2 separate regions of the Homo sapiens genome follow, and region 2 is linked to region 1. Evidence: chromatin contacts called from ENCODE Hi-C data. All regions are on one chromosome and are shown on one strand. The core of a region is the stretch at or near the end of the contact, and the rest is flanking DNA. Distances in the headings are between cores, read along the strand shown.

Evidence for each region. Hi-C counts contacts between places; a loop is a spot of excess contacts on that map. Pooled maps may share reads with other maps.
Region 2: a map with no recorded cell type shows a loop between it and region 1 (2.4-fold over the local background). The contact joins the promoter of PNMA1 here to the enhancer-like site in region 1. A Hi-C loop is called at or near these places in 1 of 168 maps with a recorded cell type or tissue (PC-9), 1 of 37 single-sample maps with no recorded cell type and 3 of 50 pooled maps.

Annotation. Positions count from the first base shown.
Region 1 is chr14:73,177,253-73,183,561 of GRCh38, forward strand. All of the region lies in intron 5 of PSEN1 (presenilin 1), which reads left to right. Among named protein-coding and RNA genes, the nearest start is that of PSEN1, 44 kb to the left of the region's middle. Within about 2 kb of position 3,204, at least 3 of the 41 ENCODE cell types and tissues checked have a DNase peak (open chromatin) inside an H3K27ac peak, as active enhancers do; they include PC-9, where a contact is called at or near this core.
Region 2 is chr14:73,709,113-73,715,633 of GRCh38, forward strand. It overlaps PNMA1 (PNMA family member 1), which reads right to left and starts at 5,272. Exons shown (of 1, transcript NM_006029.5): 1 at 2,671-5,272. The coding sequence starts at 4,527. The coding sequence ends at 3,466. It overlaps MIDEAS (mitotic deacetylase associated SANT domain protein), which reads right to left. Exons shown (of 13, transcript NM_001367710.1): 13 at 6,010-6,521. RefSeq lists enhancers at 4,668-4,727, 5,668-5,737 and silencers at 4,818-4,987, 5,168-5,447.

The DNA.
Region 1 (6,309 bases), core at 1,954-4,453:
GGGCCCATGGTTGGTTTGTTTTCTCCTTTGCATATCTCTTCTACTCAGATACCTGGTAGCATATAAATCAAATGAATTATCCTTCATACCATTTCATTATCATCAGTAGGACTGCTTTGCTGGGGTTTTTTTGTGTGTGTGTTTTTGTTTTTGTTTTTGTTTTTGTTTTGAGATAAAGTCTTGCTTTGTCACCTAGGCAAGAGTGCTAGGATTACAGGCGTGAGCCGCTATGCCAGGACAGCCGTTTTCTTCTAGTATTATTTGCCCTCTGTCTGAACATCTTCCTTTAGTAATGCTTTTAGAGCAAGGCAGCTGGCCTCAATTTGTTTTAATTTTTCTTCCCCTTAGGATGTTTTAATTTTACCTTTATTACTGAAGGATATTGTTACTGGGCAGAAAATTGTCTTGATATTCCCCTTTTCAGCATTTAAAAAATGCTCTTCTGCTTTCTTTCAGCCTCCATGGTTTCTCATAAAAATCAGTCATTCGAATCACTGTTCTTCTAAAAGTAATACATTGTTTTGTTCTGGTCACTTTCAAAATTTTCTTTTTCTTTTCAGCAGTTTAATTATGGGACTGTGTGAGGATTTCTTTGTTCATTCTGTTTGGAGTTCACTGAGCTTTTTGAATCTCTAGGTTTATGTCTTTTACCAAATTTGGAAAATTTTTCAACCATTATTTCTTCAAAATTTTTCTGTACCACATTCTTTACTCTTTTTTTTTTTGAAACAGAGTGGCGCACTGCAACCTCTGCCTTCCCGGTTCAAGTGATTCTCCTGCCTCAGCCTCCCAAAGTGCTGGGATTACGGGTGCCTGCCACCATGCCTGGCTGATTTTGTTAATTTTTAGTAGAGACGGGGTTTTACCACATTGACCAGGCTGGTCTTGAACTCCTGGCCTTAAGTATTCCGCCTGCCTGGGCCTCCCAAAGTGCTGGGTTACAGGTGTGAGCCACCACACCCGGCCCTTTTTTTTTTTTTTTTTTGAGACCGAGTCTCGCTTTGTCACCCAGGCTGGAGTGCAGTGATGTGATTTTGGCTCACTGCAGCCTCAGCCTCCCAAGTACCTGGGATTACAGAGATGTGCCACCATGCCCAGCTAATTTTTGTATTTTTATTAGAGATGGGGTTTCACCATGTTGGCCAGGCTGGTCTTAAACCCCTGGCCTCAAGTGATCCGTCTGCCTCAGCCTCCCAAAGTGCTGGGATTACAGACGTGAGCCACCATGCCTGGCTCTTTACCCTCTTCTGGGAGTGACAACACAAATAACTTTTTATTCCACAGGTTTCTGAGGCTCTGTTTATTTTCCAATTTTTTTCACTATTGTTCTGGTTAGATAATTTCTATTGATCTGTCTTCAAGTTTCCTGAAATTTGCATTTTGTTGGTAAACCTATTCAGTAAAATGTTTTTGGTTATTTTATTTTTAGTTCTAAAATTCCTATATAGCCCGTCTTTACATTTTTTTATTCTGAAACTTAAAACTTTCCTTTCATTTTAAGAGTGTTTGCCCTTACTTCTTGGAGCATTTTTATGCTCCAAGGATTTTGATATTTTTGTTTTATTGGCCAATTGATCTGATTGGGCTAGGTCCAGCCAGCCTTGTCAAAGCCTTTGCAGTGTTGCTCAGATCTGCCCCATGTATATGCCACCCAGTCACCAGTCTGGGACTGGTATAGTGGTGTTCTATTTGTAATTCGGTTGTCAGGGTCGGTGTGTACTGTTGAGGATCATATCCATACTCACTCACCTTGGGAATGGACCCACAAGTTTATAAACAGCTTTAAGAGATTGCTTTCATGAGTTTCTTTCTTTCTGTGATCTCCATGTGGTTTCTTGGGCTTCCCTTTTCCATTCCTGCAGCCAAAAGTGGACTTTATCTTCCTAAAGTCAGGGCCAAAATGTGGGAGGAGAGAGAGAAATAAAGCAAGGGCTATTTGCCCCACTCTCTCGGGACTGACATTCTTCCAGTCAGAGTAAGGATTCCCTCCCTCTGAATTTTAGGCTTCTGCCACCCACATTACCATCACCACAGGATTGTGTGAGGACTGGGCATACGAGAATGGAGAAAAGCGGAAAAGAATGCCGGGTGTGGTGGCTCACGCCTGTAATCCTAACACTTTGGGAGGCCAAGGCGGGCAGATTGCCTGAGCTCATGAGTTTATGACCAGCCTGGGCAACACAGTGAAAACCTGTCTCTACTAAAATACAAAAAATTAGCCAGGCATGGTGGTGGGCACCTGTAGTTCCAGTTACTCAGGAGGCTGAGGCAGGAGTATTGCTTGAACCCGGGAGGCAGAGGTTGCAGTGAGCCAAGATCGTGCCACTGCACTCCAGCCTGAGCTACAGTGCGAGACTCTGTCTCCAAAAAAAAGGAAGAAAAACTGGATTTTTACACTGTCTGGGTGTTAGGAGACCTCTTTCCTGATCCTCAAGCCAGAACTAGAGGTCTTCTGGAGCTCCCATTGTCTTGCTAATGCCCACTCATGTTGTAATGAGCACAGGTGGAGGAAAAAAAGTGGTCAGCTCACTGCTAGTACTTCTAATTCCCCAGCCCACCTACCTCTCATTACTTTTCATCTTTTGCAACCAGCTGCTGCCTGCTTTCTGCCCAGGTTTTGTAACTGTATTCAGTGGGATAGAGAGAGTGGAAGGTACTTACTCCATCTTATCTGGAACCTTTCTTAATATATTTTTTGTCGCATTTGTACATCTTTTATCCATCCTTCATTTTATTTTATTTTTTTTTTTGAGACGGAGTCTCAGTCTCTCGCCCAGGCTGGAGTGTAGTGGCATGATCTTGGCTCACTGCAACCTCCGCCTCCTGGGTTCAAGTGATTCTCCTGCCTCAGCCTCCCAAGTAGTTGGGATTACTGGGACACGCCACCATGCCTGGGTAATTTTTGCATTTTTAGTAGAGATGAGGGTTCCCCATGTTGCCCAGGCTGGTCTCGAACTTCTGACCTCAGGTGATCCACTGGTTTCGGCCTCCCAAAGTGCTGGGACTACAGGCCTGAGCCACCACGCCCAGCCTTATCCTTCATTTTAGACAGTTTAAGAGGTTTGTATTCAGCCAGATCTCCACATTTACTTGTTCATTTGTGTTGTGATGTTTTTTAATGTTCAAGTCTTAGCACACACAAACAATTATATAGAAACAAGTTGTTTACTTTGACACCCAGTATAACTAAAAGGATCTTTTGAGTCAGAGATTGAGTAACTTGCCAGAGCCTGTTTGGAAATAAACCCTGAGGATTTTTCATATCAGTGGTTGGTTATGCAATGTCTGTGGCAAGCCCTAGAAACTAAAAGACCAAACCTTAAAATGTTAAAAACAGGAAAGGCAGTTAATTATTATACATAATTTGTTATAAAAGGAACTATAACTTATTAAAGTCAGATGATTTCTGGCCTTGATAGTTTAGGGTTTAGAGAAGATACTGTTGTGTACTATAAAACAGCAGGGCTGTTTTCTTTCATACCCTTTAGCACAGGAAAGCTGAACTAGGGATTTTTGCAAGATGAGAAAGGCCTGTTGAAATGTGTGTGTATAACATAGTAATAAAAGAAATGCATATGAAAATAACAAATTAACATATTTGACATATTGACTTTGTCAAGATTAGTCTTTTTTGTCAAGTAACTAAGCCAGTGTGTATTAATTAAATCAGTAATTAGAAAAAGTTTGTACACTTTGATTTAGTAATTTTGCTTTTATGATATATTCTAAAGAAGGAATTAGAAATGCAGAAAAATATTTGTGAAGTAGGATGTTCATTTTAATGTAAATTAAAATTGGGGAAAGAAAGGGAAAACAATACAGATTCCATGCATAAGGCAAAGGTTCAATTGTGGGTTTATCCGTATGAGTAGACTATTATTTTGTCATTTAAAAATCATAGTTTCAGCTGGGCGTGGTGGCTCACGCATGTAATCCCAGCACTTTAGGAGGCTGAGGTGGGCGGATCACCTGAGGTCAGAAGATCGAGACCAGCCTGACCAACATGGAGAAATCCTGTCTCTACTAAAAATACAAAAAAATTAGCTGGGCGTGGTGGCGAGTGCCTGTAATCCCAGCTACTCAGGAGGCTGAGGCAGGAGAATCGCTTGAATCTGGGGAGTGGAGGTTGCGGTGAGATTGCGCCATTGCCCTCCAGCCTGGGCAACAAGAGCAAAACTCCATCTCAAAATCAATCAATCAATCAGTCAATCAATCATAGTTTCACGCCAGGTGCAGTGGCACGGACCTGTAGACCCAGTTACTTGGGACCCTGAGACGAGATGATTGCTTGAGCCCAGGTTTTCCAGTCTAGCCTGGGAAACATAGTGAGACCCCAGTCTCTTAAAAAAAAATCATATTTTCAAATAATATTTGGTGGCATGAGAATATGTTTGTAATAAAAGATTACATTTGTGAAAGCAGAATGTAAACAGTACACTAGTTGATTCTCACTGTTAAGGTCTTTACACACGCCTATACGTGCAGATAGAAAACATGTCTGAAAGGGAAACGGTTTTATTTTGTTTCGTATTTTTTTTTGAGACAATGTCTCACTTTGTCAGTCAGGCTGGAATGTAGTGGCACTGTCTCGGCTCACTGCACCCTATACCTCCTGGGTTCAAGCAATCCTCCCACCTCAACCTCCATGGTAGCTGGGACTACAGGCACCTGCCACCACGCCTAGCTAATGTTCGTATTTTTAGTAGAGACGGGGTTTTGGCATGTTGGTCAGGCTGGTCTTGAACTCCTGACCTCAGGCAATCCACCTGTCTCAGCCTCCCAAACTGCTGGGATAACAGGCGTGAGCCACTGTGCCTGGCCTGAAAGGGAAATGTTGGTATTAATTTTGGTTGTCACTGGCCTTTAGAATAGTTTTCTTCTTTTAGTGTTTCTGTGTTTCTTAAGTGTTACAAGCATATGTTACTTTTGATTCAGAAAAATGCTATTTTTAAAATAAGCAAGACTGGGCACGGTGACTCTCACCAGTATGGCTGAGACCAGAGGATCACTTGAAGCCAGGAGTTCAAAACCAGCTTGGGCAACAGAGTGAGACCCCCACCTCTACAAAAAGAAAAAAAAAAAATTAAAAAATTAGCCAGGCATGGTGGTGTACCCACGCCTATAGTCCTAGGTACTAGGGAGGCTGAGGTGGGAGTATGGCTTGAGCCCAGTGGTTCGAGATTGCAGTGAGCTACGATCATGCCACTGTACCCCAGCCTGGGCAACACAGTGAGGCCCTATCTCAAAAAATAATTAAAAAAAAAATATTTGGGGGCTCCTAGAAGGTACAGTTAAAAAAATTAAAATTAGGCCGGGCATGGTGGCTCACGCCTATAATCCCAGCACTGTGGGAGGCTAAGGAGGGTGGATCACTTGAGATCAGGAGTTCAAGACCAGCTTGGCCAACATGGTGAAACTTCATCTCTAATACAAAAATCACCTGGGCGTTGGTGGTGGGTGCCTGTAATCCCAGCTACTCGGGAGGCTAAGGCAGGAGAATTGCTTGAATCTGGGAGGTGGAGGTTGCAGTGAGCCAAGACCATGCTACTGCACTCCAGCCTGGGCGACAAAGTGAGGCTTCATCTCCCAAAAATAAATAAATAAAATTAAAAAAAGAAATAAATAAGAACATCTCCTTCTTCCTTTGCCAAAAAACCGAGGTGAAAAGCATCTCTCAAGAATGATGAGAATTTCAATTATTTAATATTTACTCTGGTCCTTAATTTAAAGCTTAATATGGAATCCCAGTGTACATCTCCCACTGGTATTGTTTGTCTTGGCCAAGACAGACAAGTTTTAAAGAGTGAGATAAAATTTAGGCTAAAGTTGAAGTATTTGGAGGGAAATGTACAGATGTTCTCAGCTTACCTTTTTTGTTTTTTTGAGATGGAGTCTCGCTCTGTTGCTCAGGCTGGAGTGCAATGGTGCGATCTCAGCTCTCCACAACCTCCGCCTCTCAGGTTGAAGTGATTCTCCTGCCTCAGCCTCCCAAATAGCTGGGACTGCAGGTGTGTGCCACTATGTCTGGCTAATTTTTGTATTTTTTTTTTTTAATTTATTTTTTATTGATAATTCTTGGGTGTTTCTCACAGAGGGGGATTTGGCAGGGTCATAGGACAATAGTGGAGGGAAGGTCAGTAGATAAACAAGTGAACAAAGGTCTCTGGTTTTCCTAGGCAGAGGACCCTGCGGCCTTCCGCAGTGTTTGTGTCCCTGGGTACTTGAGATTAGGGAGTGGTGATGACTCTTAACGAGCATGCTGCCTTCAAGCATCTGTTTAACAAAACACATCTTGCACCGCCCTTAATC
Region 2 (6,521 bases), core at 4,022-6,521, 530 kb after region 1:
ACTCTCTTTTCGGACTCAGCCCGCCTGCACCCAGGTGAAATAAACAGCCACGTTACTCACACAAAGCCTGTTTGGTGCTCTCTTCACACGGACGTGCATGAAAATAACTTCCCTCCTAAGAATGCAGCCAACTCTGCATCTATGAAAAGAAGGTCTATCCCCCCATGTTTAAACTGTAGAAGGATGTCCATAACATATTGGGCCAAAAAAAAAAAAACCCCAAGCATACACCAAAAAAACAAAACAAACAACCCCCCCGCCCCCCCCGAATAATCCTTATATACCTAGTTTGTTTTTTTGGTGCATCTGTGTGCGTGGTTTTTTGTTTTGTTTTGTTTTTTTCGAGACAGGGTCTTGTTCCGTCACCCCAGGTTGGAGTGCGGTGGCATGTTCATAGATCACTGCAACCTTGAACTCCTGGGCTCAAGCAATCCTCCTGCATCAGCCTCCTAAATAGCCTGGCTAATTTTTAAATTTACTTATTTTTGTGGAGACAAGGTCTTGGTATTTTGCTCAGGCTGGTCTTGAACTCCTGTCCTTAAGTGATCCTCCCACCTCAGCATCCCAAAGTGCTGGGATTACAGGTGTGAGCCACTACAACGGGCCCATTTTTAAAAATGTAGTATGTGGGCCAGTTGTGGTGGCTTACGCCTGTAATCCCAGCATTTTTGGAGTACTTTCAAACCACGAGGTCAGGAGTTTGAGACCAGCCCGGCCAACATGGTGAAACCTTGTCTCTACTAAAAATACAAAAATTAGCCGGGCGTAGTGGCACACACCTGTAATCCCAGCTACTTGGGAGGCTGAGGCAGGAGGATCACTTGAGCCCAACAGACAGAGGTTGCAGTGAGCTGAGATTACGCTACTGCACTCCAGCCTGGGCAACACAGCGAGACTCCGTCTCAAAAAAAAAAATGCAGTATGTGTGTATATGTGTGGAGTGGGAGTGTGTATACATATGTGGTGGCTGGTTGGTGTTTGGTGGTGGGAGTGTGTGTGGGTGTGAGGAGAAATGGGAATATATGTTGGGGGTGGGAGACTGACATCGTGTACATGTGGAGCAGGAGGAGGGTGTATGTTATGATGGGAGTACTGACGGGGAGATGACAGTGTGTCAAGAGTGTAAGAGGGGTGAGTGTGCACCTGATGCTGGTGGGAATGGAGGGGAAAGTTCTGTGAATGATGGGTAGCAGGTGAAGACATGCCAAGTGTTTGTGGTAAGTGAAGCTGAGCATATCTGTTGGGAACCAAGGCAAGTATGTGGAGATGTTTTTGTGACAGGAGGAAAGGGATGTACTGACATGAAGCGAATACGTGTACCGAAAAATCTGGAAGAACATACATTACCCCTTATAGACTTGTCGAATGGCTCAGCTATAATTTTAAAACCTTATTAGGGAAAGGCTCACTGAACACAATATTCATGTAATAACTTTAGATTCACTGAGGATCTCAAAAGATGGACATCTTCAATCACTGAATCTTTGCAGCAAAATAAACATGTTTTAAAGTTGTATTTCCCTTTTTATATCGTCCTGCTATAAAATGGTTGCTGTAAAATAGCCTTCATTTTACACAGGTGTGATGAATTATAGCTATTTCTTCAGTGAAACAAAATGTTTAGCTGAAAAGTGATCTTAAGAGAAAAACACTGCCAGATAACCTCCTGAACCCCATTTCAAGATTTTCTAAAAAAAAATTTTTTGAGAAACAGGGTCTCACTCTATCACCAGGCTGGAGTGCGGTGGGACGATCATGGCTTACTGCAGCCTCAACCTGCTGAGCTCAAGCGATGTCCCACCTTAGCCGCTGGGTGGCCACCTTAGTGCTGGGACCACAGGCGTGTGCCACCATGCCTGGCTAATTTTTAAAAGTTTGGGTGGAGATTGGGTCTATGTTGCCCAAGCTGGTCTCAAAATCTTGGCTTCAGGCAATCCTCCCTAAGTGCTGGGATTACAAGTGTGAGCCAAATCTGGTATCTAAATTTTTTTTTTTTTTTTTTTGAGATGGAGTCTCACTCTGTTGCCCAGGCTGCAGTGCAATGGCGCAATCTCGGCTCACTGCAACTTCCGCCTCCCAAAGCGATTCTCCTGACTCAGCTTCCCAAGTAGCGGGAATTACAGGCACGCACCACCACACCCGGCTAATTTTTGTATTTTTAGTAGAGACGGCGAGGTGGCTCACGCCTGTAATCCCAGCACTTTGGGAGGCCGAGGTGGGTGGATCACTTGAGGTGAGGAGTTCCAGACCAGCCTGACCAACATGGTGAAACCCGTCTCTACTAAAAAAATACAAAATTAGCTAGGCGTGGTGGCGCATGTCTGTAATCCCAGCTACTCAGGAGGCTGAAGCAGGAGAATCACTTGAACCCGGGAGGCAGAGGTTGCAGTGAGCCGAGATCGCTCCATTGCACTCCAGGCTGGGCAACAGAGCAAGACCCTCTCTGCCCGATAAAAATAAAAAATTTTAAAAATTAAAAAACAAAACAAAAAACTGTTAAGATGACAGCAAGAGGGGAAGGAAAAAAAGGACCTGCCATTTAAATTCACATAGTATCATACAAAGCTTAAAATAAATGGTTTGATTTAATGACAAAGTCTTCATAAGAAAAAAGGACAGTTTACTTAGGCTAAAAATGTTTATACATGCCAGAAAAATGAGAAGACAACAGAATTTTTAAAATATTTTAATTTGTATATATAACTTCAAATTTAGAACACTCAGTATGAACAAGAACTATTCTCTGACAAAGATGTGAAATGGGGGAGTGAATTACTGTACAGGTGCATATCAACCTCTCCATGCAATTTACATCTGTATCTTATGCAATGAGAAACTGGTTTACACAGCTCCGTAACTGCAGTATTTTTTAACACCCCATTTTGCAGTCTCAGAATACTTTTCAATTAAACTGGTCGACATGTTTAAAGATGAGAAATAAGATGTTTGCATTGTAAAGTTGAGTAATAGCTAATAAATGCACACTTCCTTCCATTAATATAAATCTGGAACAATTTATGGTAAACAAAAATCTATCCGCGTTATCAGTAATCTAACAGTGCATACTTTTACTGAACACTTCCTGTGAGCCAGGCCTCGTAGTAAACATCTGAACATGCAATTTCACATTCAGTGTGGAATAAGAAGTGTCATAGGTTCGCGTGTTTTTCACAACTGATTATGATGTCCATGATGACAGCGTGCACTAAGCGCTGTGTCCAACCAACCCTTTACCTGGCATTTTAGCCAGCAAGACCCGCTTGCATTGCAGTCGTTCACGGTGCTCGCTGGCACAATTTTAGAATGTTACATGAATACTCAGGCCTGACTAACCTTCCCCTCCAAAAAACAACAAAACAGAACAAGGCTAAGCCTTTACTACTCAGAGACACATCTGTAAGACCCCACAGGGACAAGAAAAGTAGCTGTGATCTAGGTCTGCACTAAAGCTGCCTTTCCTGGCACTCAGAAGTGCCCTTCCAGGCCTAACTGCAGAAGGGTGGCCTCAGCCTCCTCCTCCTCCTCCTTGGCTTCCTCCTCACGGATCTGCACCAGCAACTGAAAGAGGTTTGGGGCTGGCCCTTCCCCAGCCCCGGTAAGCCACAGCTGCCTTCGGATGGCCCCGCTGTGGTTGGCCCCGGCAATGACCTGCTCTAGGCGGGCCTGGTTCACATTATCTTTATCAATGGCCCCCTTCTCTACCACCTTCTGTAGCAGAGGCTCCAGACGAATGACATAAGCAGACAATTTTTCTCCCGGGTTCTGATAAGTGTTCAGAAATTTGATCTGGGCATCCCTAGAGCTCTCAACGCTCCCAAACACCTGCTCAAGCGCCTTCAGGCATTCGGCAGTGGTTATCGCGGGGTTGTTGGACTTAAGGATGCGAATAACATCAGCGGCGGGGCCTCTAAGACTCTCCATCAACCGCCGCCTCTTTTCTACATCGGACACCTGCCACTCCTCTAGGACCTCATTAGTGTGCTCCAGCCAGGGATCAAAGGTTTCCTCTCCAGGCCCTGGGATGTCCCTCCCCGAGAAAAGTGTCAGCCTCTTGTACCATATGGACTCAACAAGAGGCTGAATAACATTATCCAAAATATAGTTTAGCATCTCTGCTGGCATCTCTGGGCCCGGGGTCGGAGTAGGGTTCTGAAACCCAAGGACACGGGCAACATCTTGCACGGTCCACCCCTCTCTAGCTAGGAAGAGGTGCAATCTTTCTAAAAATTCAGCATCAGAAGTTGGGGGCTTAAATAACACTTTCCAGACCCCTCCTTTGCCCGGCATCTCCCTGGGGATCGCGGCGTAATCTACAGCGCCAGTGAGCTCTAATAAGGCTGCTTTCGCATTTTCTTCCCTCCAGAACATTCTCCCAAGCATTCGGTAGGAGACCTGGGGCATCGCAGCCTGGAGGGTCTCTTCGATTTCAGCCTCATCACAGTTCACTGGGATGCCCCAGACTAACAGAGCTCTCTGGGAGTTCACATCCATCCCCCGGCACCAGTCTTCCAACAGTGTCATCGCCATTTTCTCAACTATCAAGACGCCAAATTCTACCAACAGACTGTGGCTCACCGTGCTCCTGGCCTTAGAACAATACCAGACACTCCCACCAAGTAGGCCCGAGGGAGGCGACCTTCATGCAGTCACGATTAACAAAGACAGAGTCCTGATCTCGCCCTTCTCTGCCCCCACAGTCAGTCCGTAGGTGCACTCGGAGCCGAGCTCGGGGACGCTGAGGCAGTCACGCGGCCGTCGCCATCTTGCGTCTGGGTCTGGGTCCGGTCGGGTCCGCCGCCTGCAGCAGGGGCGTCGCGTCGTCGTGCAGCGGGCGAGGAGCGACGGCGGGCGGCGAAGGCAGGCGCGCTGGGCCGAGAGCCGCCGGGGTGTGGTCGCGGGGCGTGGCCGCCGGGCGCTCGCTGCGGCTCCTGGAGAGGATCGGGCGTTCGCGGTCGCAGCCTGGTCTTCCCGCGGGCGAGGAGCGGCCGTTTGGGAGACTAGCCAGAGGGAGAAACTGTGCCGAAGTCGCGGCGGCTGCGGGCCAGCGGAAAGCGGCTTCTTGGCGGGCGCGGGGACTCCTCTGGGCGGGCGGCGAGGACGGCCGAGGACCAGAAACGAAGGCAGCAGAGGAGCAGGAAAGTCGGAGAAGCGAGGCTGGAGACAGCAGAGGCGAGGGTGGGAAGGGGCGGCCGCGGCGGCCCGCAGCGGTTCAGGCGCTGCGCGGCTGCTCTGGCGTCCAGTCCTACCCGCAACCCGCCGCGACGTTACTGCTGCAGTGGAGGATGGGGCCAGCCGGCGAGCGGCGTCCGCCCCGCCCCGCCCCGTCCCGCCCCCGCGGCGGAGCTGCTCGGGCGTCTCCATGGCAACGGTGTCCCAGCCGGCGCGAGGCACGCCTGCTCCGGCGGCTCGCGGGGGTCGAGCGGTTGCCGTGGAGCCAGCGAGGGGCTCGGGCATTTGTTTCTCTGATGGCGCATTTCCTTTTTCATAATTTAGCATTTTAACAGTAAACAACTACTACTAAGCACCGTGTTTTAAAAATAATAACCCAATCCTGGAGTGGATTTAAGATGATATTGTTGGAAATGCATCCCTCATGGTGGACTTGTCTACTCGGGTTGCTCAGCCAGTCCACCCTGCACGTGAAAATACTCTCCTCAGAACCCTGGCTTCCCGTTGCCCCTGACCACACTGTGCACCCTGCATATTTCATCCCAATGAAGCCAAAATGTCGGAGTGCGCCATTTCTGTGTATTTGTGTGAGACACTGAGTTTAGACTTTTTCTTGTCTAAAATTTTGTAAAAATCTGTCTGTGTCTACTGAGTCATCTTTTAGCCAGGCAAACATTAGTGTATTATTTTCCTTTTCCTGGCTGGCATCATTGACAATAGGCTGCTAAAAGAGAATCCTTATGGTTCAAAAATGTCGAGTAATCTCCCTGCAAGCAAGACAAGGCGCACTTACATCAACCCCAGATGGTGAAAATCCCAAGAGAACAAAGCATTCAACTCTGAATTTTTAAAACCTTATTTAATAAAAGGTTTAAAGATACAGAAGAACATTCAAAAGTAAATAAGTTACATAGGTACATTACAATCACATCAGCAAGATTCTTTAGTGTATTAATTTTTTTCTTATAAAAAGCACACAAAAAATAAAATCTTCAGTCTCTATCACAACTGTACAGCAAAAGAGGTAATATTTATATATGTACACTATTTTAATATGTAACAGTCTTTTTAAAAAAGGATGCCACAGGCAGCAAACACACAAAAGGCAGTGTCTGATCATTTTTGTTTCAAAATAAAAGGAATATACTTATTTATATGCTATTAAAATATCTGTACAATAATTACAGACTGTCAAGGCTGTTCCTGTGCTCTGTCCCCTCCAACAAAGCCTTCAACTTAGAGACAAATGAGGAAAAAGTGAAACAGCTGCAAATTGTTAGAAGCAAATATTAACATAGCAAAATGTGGGGAGGACACAATTGTTTTATAAAAATATCCCTACTTCCTGTAAA